Linked DNA regions of Homo sapiens: region 2 is linked to region 1. The links are chromatin loops, found by intact Hi-C in ENCODE. Cell type or tissue: mammary epithelial cell. All regions are shown on one strand. Each heading gives the region's core, and the rest is flanking DNA. Links, peaks and the distances in the headings are about the cores only. Region 1 has its middle 24 kb from the start of LINC02042. Region 2 has its middle 13 kb from the start of CCDC80.

The links. Hi-C counts contacts between places; a loop is a spot of excess contacts. Peaks named below come from ENCODE experiments on the same cell type or tissue, not always from the same donor. Only the 100,000 strongest peaks of a DNase experiment are listed, where the experiment ranks them.
Region 2: it touches region 1 in a loop (8-fold over the local background); 4 of 110 quality-filtered maps call a loop at or near these places.

Annotation. Positions count from the first base shown.
Region 1 is chr3:112,768,919-112,777,813 of GRCh38, forward strand. No RefSeq gene overlaps it. Among named protein-coding and RNA genes, the nearest start is that of LINC02042, 24 kb to the left of the region's middle. RefSeq lists an enhancer at 1,184-1,478. In mammary epithelial cell, for the core only: no CTCF peak of the experiment used is centred there; DNase peaks (open chromatin) are centred at 1,323, 5,133, 5,563, 7,283 and 1 weaker place; H3K27ac peaks cover 4,926 bases.
Region 2 is chr3:112,649,709-112,658,603 of GRCh38, forward strand. No RefSeq gene overlaps it. Among named protein-coding and RNA genes, the nearest start is that of CCDC80, 13 kb to the left of the region's middle. In mammary epithelial cell, for the core only: a CTCF peak has its summit at 5,459 (motif pointing right); DNase peaks (open chromatin) are centred at 4,003 and 4,513; H3K27ac peaks cover 3,591 bases.

The DNA.
Region 1 (8,895 bases), core at 207-8,206:
ACAGTTGACTCAAATACAGTGACTCCTTGAACAACGAAGGGGTTAGGGGGCAGCAATCCCTGTGCAGTTGAAAATCTAGGTATAACTTTTGACTCCCCAGAAACTTAACTACTAATAGCCTACTGTTGACCAGAAGCCTTATTGATAGCATAAACAGTCGGTTGACACATATTTTGTATGTTCTATGTATTATATACTGTCTTCTTTCAATAAAGTAAGCCAAAGAAAAGAAAATAATAAGGAAGAGAAGATATATGTACTATTCATTAAGTGGAAATGAAACATCATAAAAGTCTTCATCCTCATGATCTTCACTTTGAGTAGGCTGAGGAAGAGGAAGAGAAGGAGTTGGTCTTGCTGTCTCAGGGGTGGTGGAAGCAGAAAGAAATCTGCACATAAGCGGACTTGCACAGTTCAAACCCATGTTGTTCAAGGGTCCATTGTAAATACAATTTTATGAGAGGAGAGGCAAATGGCAAAAGACTTGAACTTCACAAGATATTCAGGGAAATGCAAATTGAAACCATCCCTTGCTCTCAGAATGGGGGGGAAAGGGTGGTGACAAAGACATGGAACATCTGGAATTCTCATACATTGTTTTTGGGAGCAAAATTGGTATGAACATTTTGGAAATATATTTTTAATAGAAGTATCTACTAATAGCTATATAAACACATACCCTATAATCCAAAATTCCATTCCTTAGTGCACAAGAATAGTCATAGCAGCAGTTTGAGTCCCAACTGAAACCAGCCCAAATATTCATTAACAATAGAATGAATAAGCACATTGTGATAAATGTATGAAAATGGGATATTACTCAGCAATGGAAATGAACTAGCACTAACATAGCAATGTGGATGAGTCTCACAAACATAGTAAAAGAAGCCCAACATGAGAATGATTTTGAAACTGCCTTTGCAAAATTATGACTGAGACAGTGAAAGAGATCTAACTTAACTGACTCCATCTTGCTTCTAACTTCCAAGCTGTCCTTGTTCATTACTGGGTGTAGGTTGAACTAACTTTGGGAGAAACTTAGTTTGTAGTTTATAATTTAAGCAAAGATGGTAACAGCTCTTTCCCAAAGCATACCTCCTTCTTTCCTGGGGACTAGACCAACATTAGCCACAAGATTAGAAATTATGGTTTAGGAGTCATGCAGCTGGAAGCTACAAGATTCTGATTCTCCCTAAACTGCTCCTAAGATCAGGGCTTGAGATATTTTGCAGACCCTGCACTTGTTGGATCAGCTGGCACCACCCAGATGATTAACTGGCTCATCTGATCTTGTGGCCCCGCCCAGGAACTGACTCAGCGTAAGAAGACAGCTTCAGCTCCCTATGATTTCATCCCTGACCAATCAGCACTTCTGGCCCCACTGGCTTTTCCCCACCCACCAAATTGTCCTAAAAAACTCTGCTCCCTAAATGCTTGGGGAGACTGATTTGAGTAATAATAAAACTCTGGTCTCCCACACAGCCGGCCCTGTGTGAATTACTCTTTCTCTATTGCAGAGGGCAAGGTGAACCCCTTGGGCAGTTACAAATTCATTTACATAAATTTGAAATGACAAAAACAAGTTATGGTGATCACATCAAGATAGCAGTTATCTTTAGGGGAGTGGGAAGTGACTGAGAGAGACACAGGGGAAATTCTGGAATGATTTTTATGTTCTATTTCTTGATTTTATGAAGGATACACATTTCTGGTTTTTAAAAATTCATCAATTTGTACACATTTATGAGTTTTATATTTGTCTGAGTGTGTTATATGTTAATAAAAATTCTGTGGTAAGTCTGGGCATGGTGGCTCACACCTGTAATCCAGCACTTTGAGAGGCCAAGGCGGGTGGATCATCTGAGGTCAGGAGTTCGAGTCCAGCCTGGCCAGCATGGTGAAACCCATCTCTACTAAAAATACAAAAATTAACCAGGCGTGGTGGTGGGTGCCTGTAATCCCAGCTACTCAGGAGGCTGAGGTAGAAGAATCACTTGAGCCCGGGAAGCCGCGGTTGCAGTGAGCCAAGATCATGCCATTGCGCTCCAGCTTGGATGACAAGAGGGAAACTCTGTCTCAAAAAAAAAAAAAAAATTATGTGGAATATGGTTCCCATGTGAGTCTGACTTGGAGCTCTGCAGCCTTTCTGGGAGGAGATGCCTCATCTCCTCCATGAGAGTGGGCAGAAAGATAAGAGAGGCAATGAAGAGTTATCAAGGTTCAACCTCATGAGAAGCCTTGTGAAGTGACAAAACAACTTTACCATGAACCCATGTACACTCAGTGCCAAAGGAGAGCCACTGCTTGAGGGAAGGCTCACGCAACAAGGTGTAGGGGAGGGCCTCAGAGAGACAGCAGACACTGCATCTGGGTCTTGCTCTGCCCCATGAGGCAGGCACTGTTGTTAGAGAGAAGAAAACTGAGGCATGTAAAGATTTGGTACAGAGCCCTGGGTCACATGTGTTGAAGTGGCAAGATCTGAATCCAGGATTTGAACTTTCAGCAGCCTGTCTTCAGAGCTTGAGAACTTTACTACTATGCAGTGGAACCTCTTGCAAAGGCAAGGTTGTCCAGTAGACATGGAAAGTGAGCCACATATGTGGTTTTAAATAATCTAGCAGCCACATATGAAAAAGCAAGAACGAGGTGAAATTAGTTTCAATATTACATTTTAACCTGATATATCCAAGATATTATTTCCACATGTAAGAAATACAAGAATAAAATTAGTGATGAGATAGTTCACTATTTTTAAAATACTGATATTTCACTGTTTAAAAGTCTTTGAAATCCTGTGGATATTTTCTATTACAGCACATCTCTGTGTTGTACTCTCCCATCAGATTAGCACTCTCCCATCAGATTAGCACTCTCCCATCAGATTAGTCCTTCTGCTTCATTGGTCAGAATCACATATCCAAACCTAAATAATTATTGCTGTAGAAGACCAAAAATGTGCCATCCAGAGTAGGACTGTAGGAGACCTGAAAATGATACCCCCAAATATGCCTCCTCGTCATAAGGATCATTTTGAAGGGATTATTTTGAGAAACTGCACACATGAGATTTACAGCACATCTCTATTTTGGACTAGCCACATTTGCAGGGTTTATATGGCTACTGGCCACTGTACTGGATGGCGCAGGTCTAGAGAGCTGGAAAGAAAAGAGGAAGACTATCCCAGTGAGAGGAGCGGCCTGGGCAAATGCTCAGGACAGGAGTGCTCTGAGCATTTGGGGCATCTTTCATGAACGGCCTGAATCTGAGCATTCTGACAACTGCTTCCAGGGAAATATGTTCTGCCACCTGGCAGACTCTTTTCTGCCTCTAGTAATTAGAGCTGAAAGTGCACATCCAAATGGGCCTCACTCAGAATCTCATGAACACACAGGCTTTCAGATCCACAAGTCAGGATGAGGGAGAACCTACTTTCAGCCATGTCCCTGTAAGTCTCCAAGTCTCCAAGGCCAAGCCTGGCCCTAACGCCCTCCATCTCCACCTGACCCCCAACCTCCTCAGGCCTGTCCCTCCTCTCCCTGCCAAGCAATCCCTTCTCAGGCTCATTCATCACTGTCCTTACCCCTACCATCCACCTCCATCCTCTTCCTCATTCCTGACTTCACACTTTGGGGCTGCTATTCTTCCTTCTTGCCTCCTCCTCTCTGCCTCTCCAAATCTCCCCAACAGTTTCCTTAGGACCTTAATGTAAGCTGTTTACATGATCTGTGAAGAGGCCAGCTCTCACCTGCAATCACAGTTTGGGCTGTACAAGCCAGCATTGTTCTCATATCCCATATGTCATAGTCTGGTCAGTTTCACAGCCAACTTGTCCCCCAACTAGAGCCATATCTTTTACCAACACAGTGTCAGAGAAACAGGAGGCAACTTAAAAATAAGCGTCATGAGAATAAAATCTCCAGGGACTGAAAGAAACAGAGTTCTCCTGCCAACAGGACTCTTAAAAGGTGACATTTTATAGTCGTTGTGCATTTGCCAAATAATGTCCTGCTAAATCATTCCTTGGAGTCTGTCTGATTACAGCGTTAACTATGAATTAATTCTCCATCTGTATAGGAAACAATGATATGCAGTAATGTGAACTATGTCCATGTTTAACTCATTTAGAAATACTGGCAAGAGGCTGGGAGCAGTAGCTCACGCCTGTAATCCCAGCACTTTGGGAGGCCGAGGTGGGCGGATCGCCTGAGGTCAGGAGTTTGAGACCAGCTTGGCCAACATGGTGAAACCTGATCTCTAGTAAAAATACAAAGATTAGCCGGGCGTGGTGGCGGGTGCCTGTAATCACAGCTACTCAGGAGGCTAAAGCGGGAGAATCACTTGAACCAGAGAGGCAGAGGTTGCAGCAAGCCGAGATCGCGCCATTGCACTCCAGCCTGGGCGACAAGAGTGAGACTCCGTCTTCAAAAAAAAAAAAAAAGAAAGAAAGAAAGAAAAGAAAAAGAAATACTGGCAAGAGTGGACTGAGGGATGTTCATTTGCAGACAAGCATGCCATGCAGGTGTGGGGGTGTTGTAAACAATGACAAGCGTTAGGGTCAGCTGCCACCAGAGATACATGACATGTAAATAAATAATGTTCTCAAATGTCTGCAATGATGCCTTATTTCTATGTAACCTCAGAAAAATTTAATTAAAATAATTTTACTATCATCCCTGAAGGCATGGTCCTCTCTTTGAGGTCTTCATCAAGTAATACTGGCAAATGCTCTGTTTCTGGGAAACAGGTAGCTATTTCTTTTTTCTTTTCTTTCTTTTCTTTCTTTTTTTTTTTTTTTTTTTTTTTTTTTTTTGAGATGGAATCTATCTCTGTCACCCAGGCTGGAGTGCAGTGGCACATTTTTGGCTCACTGCCACCTCCGTCTTTTGGGTTCAAGAGATTCTCGTGCCTCAGCCTCCTGAGTAGCTGGAATTACAGGCACCCGCCACCACGCTCATCTAATTTTTGTATTTTTAGTAGAGACAGGTTTTCACTGTGTTTGCCACTGTTCTTGAACTCCTGACCTCGTGATCCACCCACCTCGGCCTCGGAAAGTGCTGGGATTACAAGCGTGAGCCACCACGCCCAGCCACAGGTGGCTATTTCTACAAATAAAACCAGTGGTTGCCAGGACAATTAATAGAGGTGTTCTGTAAACCACAGGGCTAAACCTCTGTGCCAGGACCTGAGTCAAGTGCAAGATCAGCTGATAACTTGCAGAGTTGCTTCCTCTCTGACCTGCTTCTCTGCACATCTGTGAAATGGAAGGAAATGAGCTTATATCATGAGGTGGAATAAAACACTAACTAGAATGTACACCTATTGCAGGACTCTGCTGCTCACTGAATGGAGTCCTCAAGAGAAAGAGAATGAATGTGCCTTCTCTGATCCTCCCTAAAGTAGAAATGAAGCTTTAAATCTAGTTTCATAAAAAAAATTATTGTGGGGTGCAGGATATGAACATCAGGAGGAGAGAGCAGAATTAAGCACATCATTAATTCATGGTGTCCAGTCATCATCACTCTGGGCAAGGCTCTTTCTCGTTTTGTTTGCTCTTTTTTGTTTTATGTGAGTCATCCCTGACTTCTACTTGCCCCCAACCTCCCCGCAATACGTGCTCACTGAGTGTTCTTGGGTGTGTGTATATAGCAATACATTTGAAATTTTATGATGTTGCATTATCTCTGTCTATTCTCTATATATAAATGGTAGTAACTATAAAGCTCATTCTTTCTCTTCCTTTTTCACTCAGCATTATGCTTTTAGAGTTGTCCAGAGCTTGACGCACACTGTTCCCTATTTACCTACCCATTCCCCAGCGGTGGACACAGAGGTAGAGCATCAAGCCTAATGGTTAAGGCTTCATCCACAGGAAGCAGGCTGCCTGGCATGACACCCTATTCACCAGCTGTGCGAACTTAGCCCATTTGCTACACCTCCCATGCCTCAGTTTTCTCATTTCTAAAGTGGAGATAGTAAGAGTATTGAGAAGATGTAAAGTGTTTAGCACACATAAGCATCTAGCAAGTGTTAGCCATCAGCATCTGTATCATCGTTTTTATTCCCACACCCAGTGCCGCAATGAACACCCTCATACACATCCTTTTATGGGTCCATGCCTGGGTTTGTCTGGGGTGTAGGCTCTAGAAAGGGGTGGTTGGGTCACAGGGTGTAGACACACTTCATTTCACCATGTACTGCCAAATTGCTCTCCAGAATGACTACCCCAGTCTACAATCCCACCATCAGGTCCTGAGCATTCCGGGAAAGGTTTTTGCAGCCAGAGAGAGCACAGATTTTTAACATCTCCCCTCCAGTTGCACTGACATCATCTGTCTGAGAGACTTCTGTCCAAGTTGGATGGAGAAACAGCTCTAAGACACGTGGCTGATTTAGCAGTCTGTGCTATTCTGCACTCTAGAGCCCTAAGCCCTGTGGGGATTATGAAACAAGGGGGAATCAGAATCACCCTAATGGGGAGGAGAGCTTCAACGTGCCTCCCCAGGGGCTTCTGACCTCCACACTCTAGAAGGATGTGGACCTCTAGTTCATTCCCTGTGGGTAAAATCCCTGCCTCTGGGAAGCATTGTCACTGATGGATGATGTCAGCCCAGGACAAAAGGCAGAGAACCACGAAGGGAGGACAGCCCTTCAGTGGCTCAAGGCCCTGGAGAAGCTGGAAGATGATGATGCAACTTGATGGGTCAGGGGCACTGAATGTCCCTTATTCCAGAAAATTATTCTATTGTCAAAGATCTCTCCACAGCCTGGAATACCAGAAATGCCACTATTTAACTCATTCTTTAGAATTAAGCCCACATTTTCTCTGGAAGACCATGCACTATCAACAGTTACCTTGGAGGGCTCTGGGCTCAATGCCTGTTAGTACCAGAGAGTGTAAAAGATCTAAGCAGTAGTCACTGAAGAACTTGGACATCTGATAATTCTTTGGTAGGTGAAGCAGGAGATGTGTGTCTCAGGCTCCCTGGGGATGATGAATATAGCTCCGGGAGAGATGCGGAGGCTCATGTAAGTGTACCATCTAAATCCAGTCTGGCATCCACATCATACTCCGTTTTATGAGAGGCAAGTCAGTAAAATTTTGTTTCCTCTGTGTATGTCTGTCTCATAAGAGTTCATTAAACTTCAAAGGCAGAAGCCATGCAATTCACCCATTGCCTCACCCACTGGTGAGCTGTTTCTTACTTGGTCATCCTCCCCTTCTAAAAGGTAACGCTCTGGCTCCCAATTGTGCTGAAGCTGCTAGGAAGTGAAATTGACACTTGGATATATGAAGGTTTGTAGCCCCCAGGGATGAGAAGCAGAGAAAGAAACTCTGAATCAGGTGATGAGCAAGCAGCTTCCTGCCTAGTGAAGCAACAATCACGTGATGCTGATGGACTCTAGGCTTTCACACTCTGGTCTCAGACCTGTCTGCTAAGTATTCAAATTTTTGGATGCTAGAGAAGATAGTGAAAAAAGATTTATATTGGCATAGCAATAGATCACCAATTTAAAATATTGTTTATTTTTCATTACTTTTTATTCCATGTAATTTTTTCGGTACAGCAATAAGCTGACATCTAGCAACAGATATTTGTTGATGAGTGAGAAGTCAGTGAAGGACAGGGCTCCTCACTTAGTTCTCAGATCTCACTAAGGCTTGAGACCACTCTCACTTTCCCACATGGCCATTGATACCATAAGGTAAATATTGATTAAAATTAAAGAAATGGGCCAGGCGCAGTGGCTCACACCTGTAATCCTAGCACTTTGGGAGGTGAGGGTGGGCGGATCACGAGGTCAGGAGTTCAAGACCAGTCTGGCCAACATGGTGAAGCCCTGCGTCTACTAAAAATACAAAAAAATTAGCTGGGCGTGGTGGTGGTAGTCCCAGCTACTCAGGAGGCTGAGGCAGGATGATTGTTTGAACTGGGGAGGCAGAGGTTGCAGTGAGCCGAGATGGCACCATTGCACTCCAGCCTGGGCAAAAAGAGCAAAACTCTGTCTCAAAAAAAAAAAAATTAAAGAAATGTTGAAATCTGATACAAACATCTCAGCTGGAGGGTGGTTAAGCTACGGTTGAAGCATTAGTCTGATGTGTGGCAGGATGGGAATCCGAGGGGCCTGAAGCCTGGGCCAACAGCTGGCTCAAGAGAGAGAGAGATCAAGGTCCTGTGAAGACCAGGGTTAGAAAGTGGGTCAGCCTAAGAAACAATGATGCTTACAATGAACCCCTTAGAGAAGGCAGGGACTGATGTTGCAAAGGCAAGGATGATTTAAACAAGGAGCATCTGATGGAAGAGTGGAAGAGACAGGTTGAAAGGTGACAGTGGTGCTGGGTTTAGGGACAGGGATCTGGTGTGCAGGCAGTGGGGGGTGCTGAGATGAGTAAAATAACAAGGAATAAAAGAAGTAAAGGCTTGAGATCTGGGTCTAGAAGGAACTCTGTTACAGTTTCCCCTTACCCATGTTTTCTCCCTTTACAGCATATTCCATCCCCATCTCCTCCTCCCACTCCTGCGTACAGGCAGCAGGGCTCAAGCTAGACCCTATGGCATCCAGAGGAGGGCATCTGCTGGGGGTTTGTCTCTCCAATTTGGTGTCAAATTGGTATTAATGAGTGTCCTTTTCTCTACCTTCTGGAACCATGCCCTGCTGGATTCAAGCCTCTGTGGCCCTCCAAGTGAGGCCCCTAAACCCATCCAAAGGTTTTCCCTGCCCCAGAATAGACAGGCCCAAGAAGAGAAGTTTACCCAATCTTGCCCACCTATCTAAGTCCTGGACCCAATCACTCTGGCCTCTAATCTGTCTCTGACTTTGACCCCCAGCTCTAAAAACTGCGCCAGATTCTTCACTCAAAAACATTTATGGACCGTCTACTATGAAACAGGCATG
Region 2 (8,895 bases), core at 487-8,486, 120 kb before region 1:
TGGATCTGCCTGTTAATTTTTATTTACCCTTCAAGACTCTACTCAAATGTCATGTCATAACACTTAGAATAATTTTCTGGCTTCTCCCTGACCAAACTGAATTTGGTGCCCCTCTCTATACCTCTATAAGAACCTGTGGGTTTCACTTTTTAATGTGTATCATTTCTAGTCTGTTCCTCTACTCTAAATGTTAAGCAATTTGAAGGTAAGGACTGTGTCCTCACCATCTAGCACAGTTTGATTAGCAGATGGTAAACTCCCAATTACAATTCATTGAATGAGTGAATGGTATAACAAATACATGCAAACTCATAAGCTTTGTATTCAAGGCAGCATTTCAGAGTAAGCAGAGAACTGTTTTCTAGTTTAGTCAGAAAAGGAAACTCAGTGATTAAGCAAACATTGATAACTGTTAAATATAAATGTGAGAATCTCTGACTATGCCTAGGTATTTGTATTTTATTTCTTTAAACTCACCCAAAGTTCAGCATTACTTAAATATATTACATTTATATTTATATCTATATCTATCTACACATACAACAAATATATGTGTTTACAGATATACACATATCTGTAAATATGTATATATACATATAATCTAAACACACAAGCAAATATATATATATTTGTGTGTGCAGATAGAAATATACACAGATACATATATATATATATATATATACACACACATATCTGTAAATTGCTGTACCTATAAGGTTCACACTTAGTGTTGCTATTATCTCATTCTTGCAAGGAATAGTTTTTCTTCTCATTGAATACAATGATATATTTTTTACTCCATGGCCCTTTCAAATATGTGCCAAGTAACCAGTCAGATACTGTGAAATGACGTAGTGTGATTTCTGAGCATAGGTCATAAAAGCCACTGTGACTTCTGTTTTTCCCTTCTTGGATAACTTGCTCTGAGGGAAGCTAACTGCCATCCTGTGAAAACACTCAAGTAGCTCCTTGGAGAGCTCCATGTGTTAAGGAAATGAGGCTTCCTGGCAACAGCCAGCACTGACTTGTCTGCCTCATGAGTGGGCCATCTCAGAAGCACATTCTCTAGCTCCATTCCAGGCTTCGGGTAACTACAGCCCTAATGAACTTCTCAACTGCAACCTCATGAGAGACCCCAAGACAGAACCACTCAGTTATGCTGCGCCCAAATTCTTGACTTACAGAAACTATGTGAAATAATAAATGTCTATTGCTGCTTTAAGTTTGGGGGTAGTTTATTATGTAGCAATAGATAACTAATATCCTTGATATATACGTTGGGGAAGTTCACACATTTTTAAAAACACAAAGAATGTTTAAAAGCAATTGAAAGTAATAAAAAATTCATAGAATTGACTCCATTGTTGGGTTGCAAAGAAGACATCAACTTGAGTAATCTTTTCATTATTATCCAAACCAGGATTCTGAGAGTGAAAGAGGAACACTTTTAATAATTAAAAGAGAACACCAGGTATAAACTGATATGGTTACAGGAAAACCAGGACATGCAGTCACCCTATATGTCATCTGACCTGAAAAGAGATCGGCCAGAAAAAAGCTGTCACTGGGTGTAACCAGTGAAGAATGGTGTAACCATCTCAGGCTGTGAGAAGCAGCCCAGGACACCGGAGAAGAGGCCTGGGAACTTTTTGGACTAAAATGCAGCATGAAATCAAAAATAAAATCTGGAGAATTGAGTAAAAAAAGATGTTGCTTTCTCAAGTGAGCAGAGAACTTCAGAAAGATAACTCAAGGCTCCCCGGGCCTAGAAGTTCCCTGAGCTGGGACATAGGTAGTGATCCTGGCAGTAACAGTGGAAACCTAATGATGGTCTGAAGTTGGATCCAGCTGAAAGGAGTAATGAGATGCCTACAATGTAATATCTGAATGGAGCTTGCTACCCTGAGATTTCCTCCTGTAAAGAAGTTTTTGAGCTCTAACCACCAGATAAGTATGACACAGAAGACGCCCTGGGGAAGTTCAAGAAGAATGCATGGCTTCAGGGCTGTGATCATCAGGAGAAAACCACTTGGGGGTTTGAGTGTGGGCTGCACAGATTTACTGGAATTATGAAGCATGCTAGACACACCTCACAGGGCATATTGAATAGTGAACATTCCCATATATGAACGGAGAGCAGAGCCACAGAACCTTTGCTTCCAGTTGAACAGCAGCTTAGTAGCATGATTTGGAAATTGGGAAGCAGTGATTCCATTAATTAAGGGTTTTAATAACTTGGTTATTAAAAAGTTTGCCTGGGTCTAAACTTGGAATAAGATGGAAAGAATTTGTTTTTACCATGTTGGGCCTAAATTAACCTGGCTACACAAAGAGTTGCTTTTTTTAAGAAAAAAAAAAAGGCAGAAAGAAGAAAGAAGATGTGGTTTAAATTTTATTTTAAGAACAAAATAGCTTATTTTATATATATACACACATACACATATATACATATATACACATATATACATATATACACATATATACATATATACATATATACATACATTCTCACACATATATGTGTATGTACACATATGTACATGTATGTGTATATATATGTATGTATGTTTTTTTGAGACAGAGTTTCGTTCTTGTTGCCCAGGCTGGAGGACAGTGGTGCGACCTCGGCTCACTGCAATGTCTGCCTCCCAGGTTCAAGCAATTCTCCTGCCTCGTCTTCCCAGGTAGCTGGGATTACAGGCACGAGACACCATGCCTAGCTATTTTTTTTTTTTTTTGTATTTTTAGTAGAGGCATGGTTTCACCATGTTGGTCTCGAACTCCTGACCTCAGGTGATCCACCTGTCTCAGCCTCCCAAAGTGCTGGGATTACAAGCATGAGCCACCACACCTGACGCTTATTTTATTTTTTAAAAATTGTAGCTTTAATTTTATTTGTAATTTATTAGTGTCTCAAAATAGATGACCATTAAAACATGACGTATGTACACCTATACATGGTGAGCAAGTATATCTGAATTATTGAGATTTTTGTACGAGTGATTATGGTAGAAATAGAGCATAAAACAATGTCTTAAATCCAGAGGTTATTTTTGAGTTTTTAAACAAATATTTTATTATGTGCAAGTGAATAATATCCACCCAATTTATTGATATGACAGAGGTACTTGGGGAAATATTTGAAACTGTTTTACACATATTCAGAACTTGATAAACTGATGATTTAAAGAACCAATTTATCTCCTGTTTTTCAATTACAACACAGCCAGTTAAATGTTCACTCGACTATTCAAATTCAACTTACTTCTGTGAAAAGAATAACCCAGTTGCTTTTCTTTCTCCTTTTTCTCTACTGTGCTTTCCAGCATCCTTTCAGCTATACTTTCACATGCCCAAATATTAGAGAATATTTCAGCTTACTATAAGGAAGATGTTCTATAAGAGCTATTTAGAGAAGGGGAGAGATGCTTGGGGAGGCAGAAAGCACCCTGTTGGAGAAGGTGTTAAATTAAAGTGGGAGGAGGGATCCTTAACAGAGAACTTAAGCATTAGGTGCCTTTTATAAAATGTATGAACTCAGATGTTGGTCGTAAATATACAACCTTTGGGGCAAGGCGGCAAGGTAAAGTGTTTGAAGAACGGGTTCTGAGGTATCGTCCTCTGTGGGAGTTCTTCAGTTACTTGTTCATCATTAGGAGAAAGGGCTTAGCCTCTGGCTGCCTTCCTTGGTTACATAAGCCTTTCATCCCTGAGGGCCCAACCCTAAGGCACTGGTTGCTTATTTGAATGAAGAGCATTTTAAATTCTAGACTTTGAATCTGTTAAAAGCTTATCTGGTTGGCTTGGTATCATTTTCTTCTATGTTGGTAAATTCATGCCAGACACATTTATTTAACACAATGACTTTTATGTGAGGCAATAGGACAAAGTCTTCAGCTACCCATCTTGTTCCTACTTCATTAGTTCTCCCTGCCTTGGGAATGAGTAGCCTACCCTCATCTTTGCCCCTGGCTCCAAACACATCCAGCGCAAACACTGAGAACTGTTCTGTGGGACATACCAAGACAGTGTCTCATGCTCTCTGGAGGTCATCATAGAAATCTGATGTAGACTACAAATATGTAGATAATTCTCTTTGTGTTTGTCATCCAGACACCCTGTGAAGGCTGGCAAAAACTGTTCTTATTCTCCAAATATTCACTGGCGTGTATTTGTGTAGTAAAATTATGTTTCGGGTTTGGAAATTTTTTTTTAAAATGAACATCTGTTATTCTCTTTCAGTGGAGAGGTTCTCCACACAGCTGAGCAGGGCAACTTGGCTTCGTCCACCATCTATGTAAAGTCACAAATGGAGATTGTCACCCGGCAGCTTTTTGTTGATTGGCTGACCAGCTGCCGCACATCTCCCACAGCTGGTTTGGCTCTGAAAGGCTCATGGGAGAAGAGACAGTCAGGGTCAGCTTGTTCTGTGCACACAGCTCACGGGAGCTCCAGGAGCAGGGATAGATGTTTTGATCAGCCATTACTGAATGCTAAAGTCATAGGCCTGAGTGGGTGTGAGGGAGGGAGAGGGGTTTGGTATGTGCATTTTAGGATGTTGAATCATAGCAGCTTAGTTTTTAGAGCAATCATTTTTACCTCCTGGTGTCTCTCTTCCCTATTTCTGTGATATTAAATTATAGAGAATGTAACCTGTGCTAAGGTAAATGTACTAAAAAAAAAACTGCTTTAGTTTTTCCAAAGAAATAAGATCTTTGGGTCCATTTTATAAGTCCCATATTATTTTGAGAAGGAAGTTTGTGTTCAATATGTCTCAGTACTCCTGAATACAAAAATACTTCAGGTTCCATAGACCACTCCAACTGTGAGCTTCTAGACCCTGGATTTCAAGAGGGCCAAAATACACGGTTAAAAGCACTCTTTCCAAATTCTTCAGCAAAATTATATTGATAGTCATAACAATACATCCTATATGCAGTTGTAGATTACTCTTCCTGACTCAAGGCACACTATTTCTGATTCACAGCTCTAGCGAAGTTATTGTCTTCTTCAATTTCCTCCAATGGCTCACAGCTGTCAAAAGTACAGGTCACACTCTTTAGCTCAGCATTCAAGGTCCTCTATGTTTTGATCCTCTGATCCCAAACTATTTGTCCAAACTCGTTGCCGACTACTGCCGTTAATGCCTCTTTCAATCCAACCAAATGCATTACATACTGTTTTGTTACTGTTGTTGCCCCTCATTCTCCCACTTCTGCACCTTTGCATGTTCTGTTCCCTGATCTCCTCAAGTCCAAATGCCCCCTAATTGTCTAGATCCAGTTCAAATGCATCTGCTCCATAAAGTCTTCCCTGAGCCCTCTCCAACTGGACCAATCTCTGTCTCCTCCAAATATCAAATCCCTCTGCCCAACCCTCTCTCAAAGCACCTATTAGTACTTTCTGTCTGGAGTTATGTAAATAGCTCATAGTGCCAGCTGTCCTACCTTCCTCCAGCAGGGGCAGGCAGAACCTATGTCTAGTTTACCTTTCTACTTTTCTTAGCGCCTTACGAATAGCGCGTGCTTGATATATTTTTGTTACAAATATAGCAATTAATATTTGTAGATAACTTCAGAATTTACAAAGTGGGTTCACATTCATTACTTCACTAAATTTTCAAAAGTGAAAGTAGAAAGAACATGATTTTTAAATTACAAATAAGGAGAAGAGAAAGGCAACTAACTTTTAATCAGAATTAACTTTTACTTATTTATCAAACTATTATTTATATCATTATTAATGTCTGCCTCTTCTGCCATATTGTTAAACTCCATGAAAACAAGAACCATGCCTATTTTTTCACTGTTATATTTCTATTGCTCAGCACATTGCCAAACATGGTGTTAAAAAGACAAACATTGTTGAATGAATAAATGAGTGAATACCATCAGCCAAGCTGTGGGTTCAGTGTACTATATTTACTGTTTTACTCTCACAGCCAATATTATCTTCATTTAACAGCCAAGGAAATGTAGTCTCCAGGGCACACAATGCTTATGTTTGTAGCTGGAATTGAAACCCTTATAAAACCCTTCAACTGGTATTACTTTATCGAAACCCTTATTAAACCCTGTTTATATGATTATATTATACGATTATAGATAGCATGTGGTTTTCCATCACACAATCAGCCTCCCATGAGGTAGGTGCCTTTAAGTTGTTTTTCTTTTGTTGATGTTATTGTTGTTGTTTACCCCAATTGCTTTCTAATTCCATTTTTAAAAAGAATTGTTCAGAATTACTGTAACTTGACTTAAATATTTATCTTTGTAAGTTACAGACACCAGAGTTAAAAATAGTGGAAAAGGTGTTAGTCACTATTGCCAAGTCCAATAGTATCATTGTGTGAGGGTAGTTGGGGGTGCATTCTTGGAAGAGAGGGGATAATTTTCTAAAGATTTCTCTACCTCTACTGTATTTCCCTACTTTCCTCTAAAATAACTTTTTTATCTAAGAGCAAATAATAAATTCTCATCTCAATTTATTTTGTGCTAAGTCATCCAGAGGAATATTCATAGTTACATTTTGGTGATTCTCTTTGAAGAGAGGAAATGAATATGTGCTGAGTGACCTCTTTGTCAGGCCAGAACTTTTTTTTTTTTTTTTTTTGAAATGAAGGCTCACTCTGTCACCCAGGCTGGAGTGCAGTGGTGCTATCTCAGCTCACTGCAACCTCTGCCTCCTGGGTTCAAGTGATTCTCCTGCCTCAGCCTCCTGAGTAGTTGGGATTACAGGCGGCTGTCACCATGCCTGGCTAATGTTTGTATTTTTAGTAGAGATGGGGTTTCACCATGTTGGCCAGGCTGGTCTCAAACTCCTGACCTCAAGTGATCTGCCCGCCTTGGCCTCCCAAAGTGCTGGGATTACAGGTGTGAGCCACCACACCCATCCCAATGCCAGAACTTTTAGGTGAATAACCTGATAAAGTAAATATTATTATCACTGATATATTATTTATTTATTTATATATTTATTTAATTTTTTATAATTTCAACTTTTATTTTAGATTCAGGGAGTACAAATGAAGATTTGTTACATGGGTACATTGCATGATGCTGAGGTTTGGGGTACCACTGATCCTATCACTCAGCTAGTGAGCATAGTACCTAATAGTTTTTCAAGATTTCTTCCTTTCTCCCTCCCTCTCCACTCTAGTGTCCCCAGTGTCTATTGTTCCCATCTTTGTGTCCGTGTATACTCAATGCTTAGCTTCCATTTATAAGCGAGAACACGCAGTGCTTGGTTTTCTGTTCCCGTGTTAATTCACTTAGGATAATAATCTCCAGCTGCATCTATGTTGCTGAAAAGGACAAGATTTTGTTCTTCTTTATGGCTGTGTAGTGTTCCATAGTGTATATATACCACATTTTCTTTATCCAACCTACTGTCAGTGGGCACCTAGGTTGAGTCTATGTCTTTGCTATAGCGAATAGTATACAAGTATATGTGTCTTTTTGGTAGAATGATTTATTTTCCTTTGCGTATTTACCCAGTAATGGGATTGCTTGTTCGAAAGGTAGTTCTGTTTTAAGTTCTTTGAGAAATCTCTAAATGGCTTTCCACAGTGATTGAACTGATTTACATTCCCACCAACAACATATAATGGTCCCTTTTTCTCCTCAGCCCCACCAGCATCTGCTGTTTTCTGACTTTTTAATAATCGCCATTCTGACTGATGGGAGATGGTGTCTTATTGCGGTTTTAATTTGCATTTCCTTGATGGTTAATGATGTTGAGAATTTTTTCATATGTGTTTTGGCTGCTTGTATGTCTTCGTTTGAGAAGCATCCATGTCTTTTGTCTATTTTTTAATGGGATTGTTATTTGCTTGTTTGAATTGTTAAAGTTACTTACAGATTCTGGACATTAGACCTTTGCCAGATGCATAGTTTGCAAATATTTTCTACCGGTCTGTTTACTCTGTTGATAGTTTCTTTTGCTGTGCAGAAACTCTTTAGTTTAATTAGGCCTCACTTGTCAATTTTTGGTTTTGTTGCAATTGCTTTTGAGGACTTAGTCATACATCCTTTCCCAAGATCAAAGTCCAGAATGATATTTCCTAGGTTTTCTTCTAGTATTCTTAGAGTTTGAGGTGTTACATTTGAGTCTTCACTTGATCTTAAGTTAATTTTGTATATGGTGAAAAGTAGTAATCCAGTTTCATTCTTCTTTGTATGGCTACCCAGCTATCCCAGTGCCATTTATTGAATAGGCAGTCCTTCCCTCATGGCTTATTTTTGTTGACTTTGTCAAAGATCAGATGGCTATAGGAGTGTAGCTTTATTTCTGAATTATCTATTCTGTTCCATAGGTCTATGTGTCTGTTTTTGTACCAGTACCATGATGTTTCGTTTACTCTAGCCCTATAGTGTATTTGAAATCAGGTAATATGATACTTCCAGCTTTGTTCTTTTTGCTTAGGACTTCTTTGGCTATTCAGGCTCTTTTTTGGTTCCATATGAATTTTAGAATAGTTTTTTCTAGTTCTGCGAAAAGTGACAGAGGTAGAAAAAACTAGTTCTGGTAGTTTTTGGTAGTTTGATAGGAATAGCATTGAATCTGTAGATAGCTTTTGACAGTATGGCCATTTTAATGGTATTGATTCTTCCAATTCATGAACCTGGAACATTTTTTCATTTGTTTGTGTCATCTATGATTACTTTGAGCAGTGTTTTGTAGTTCTCCTTTTCGAGATTTTTCACCTCCTTGGTTAGATGTATTCCTAGGTATTTTATTCTTTTTGTGGTTATTCTGAATGGGATTCAATTCTTGATTTGGCTCTTTGCTTGAACGTTATTTGTGAATAGAAGCGCTACTGATTTTTATATATTGACTTTTGTATCCTAAAATTTTACTGAAGTCATTTGTCAGTTCCAGGAGCATTTTTGGCAG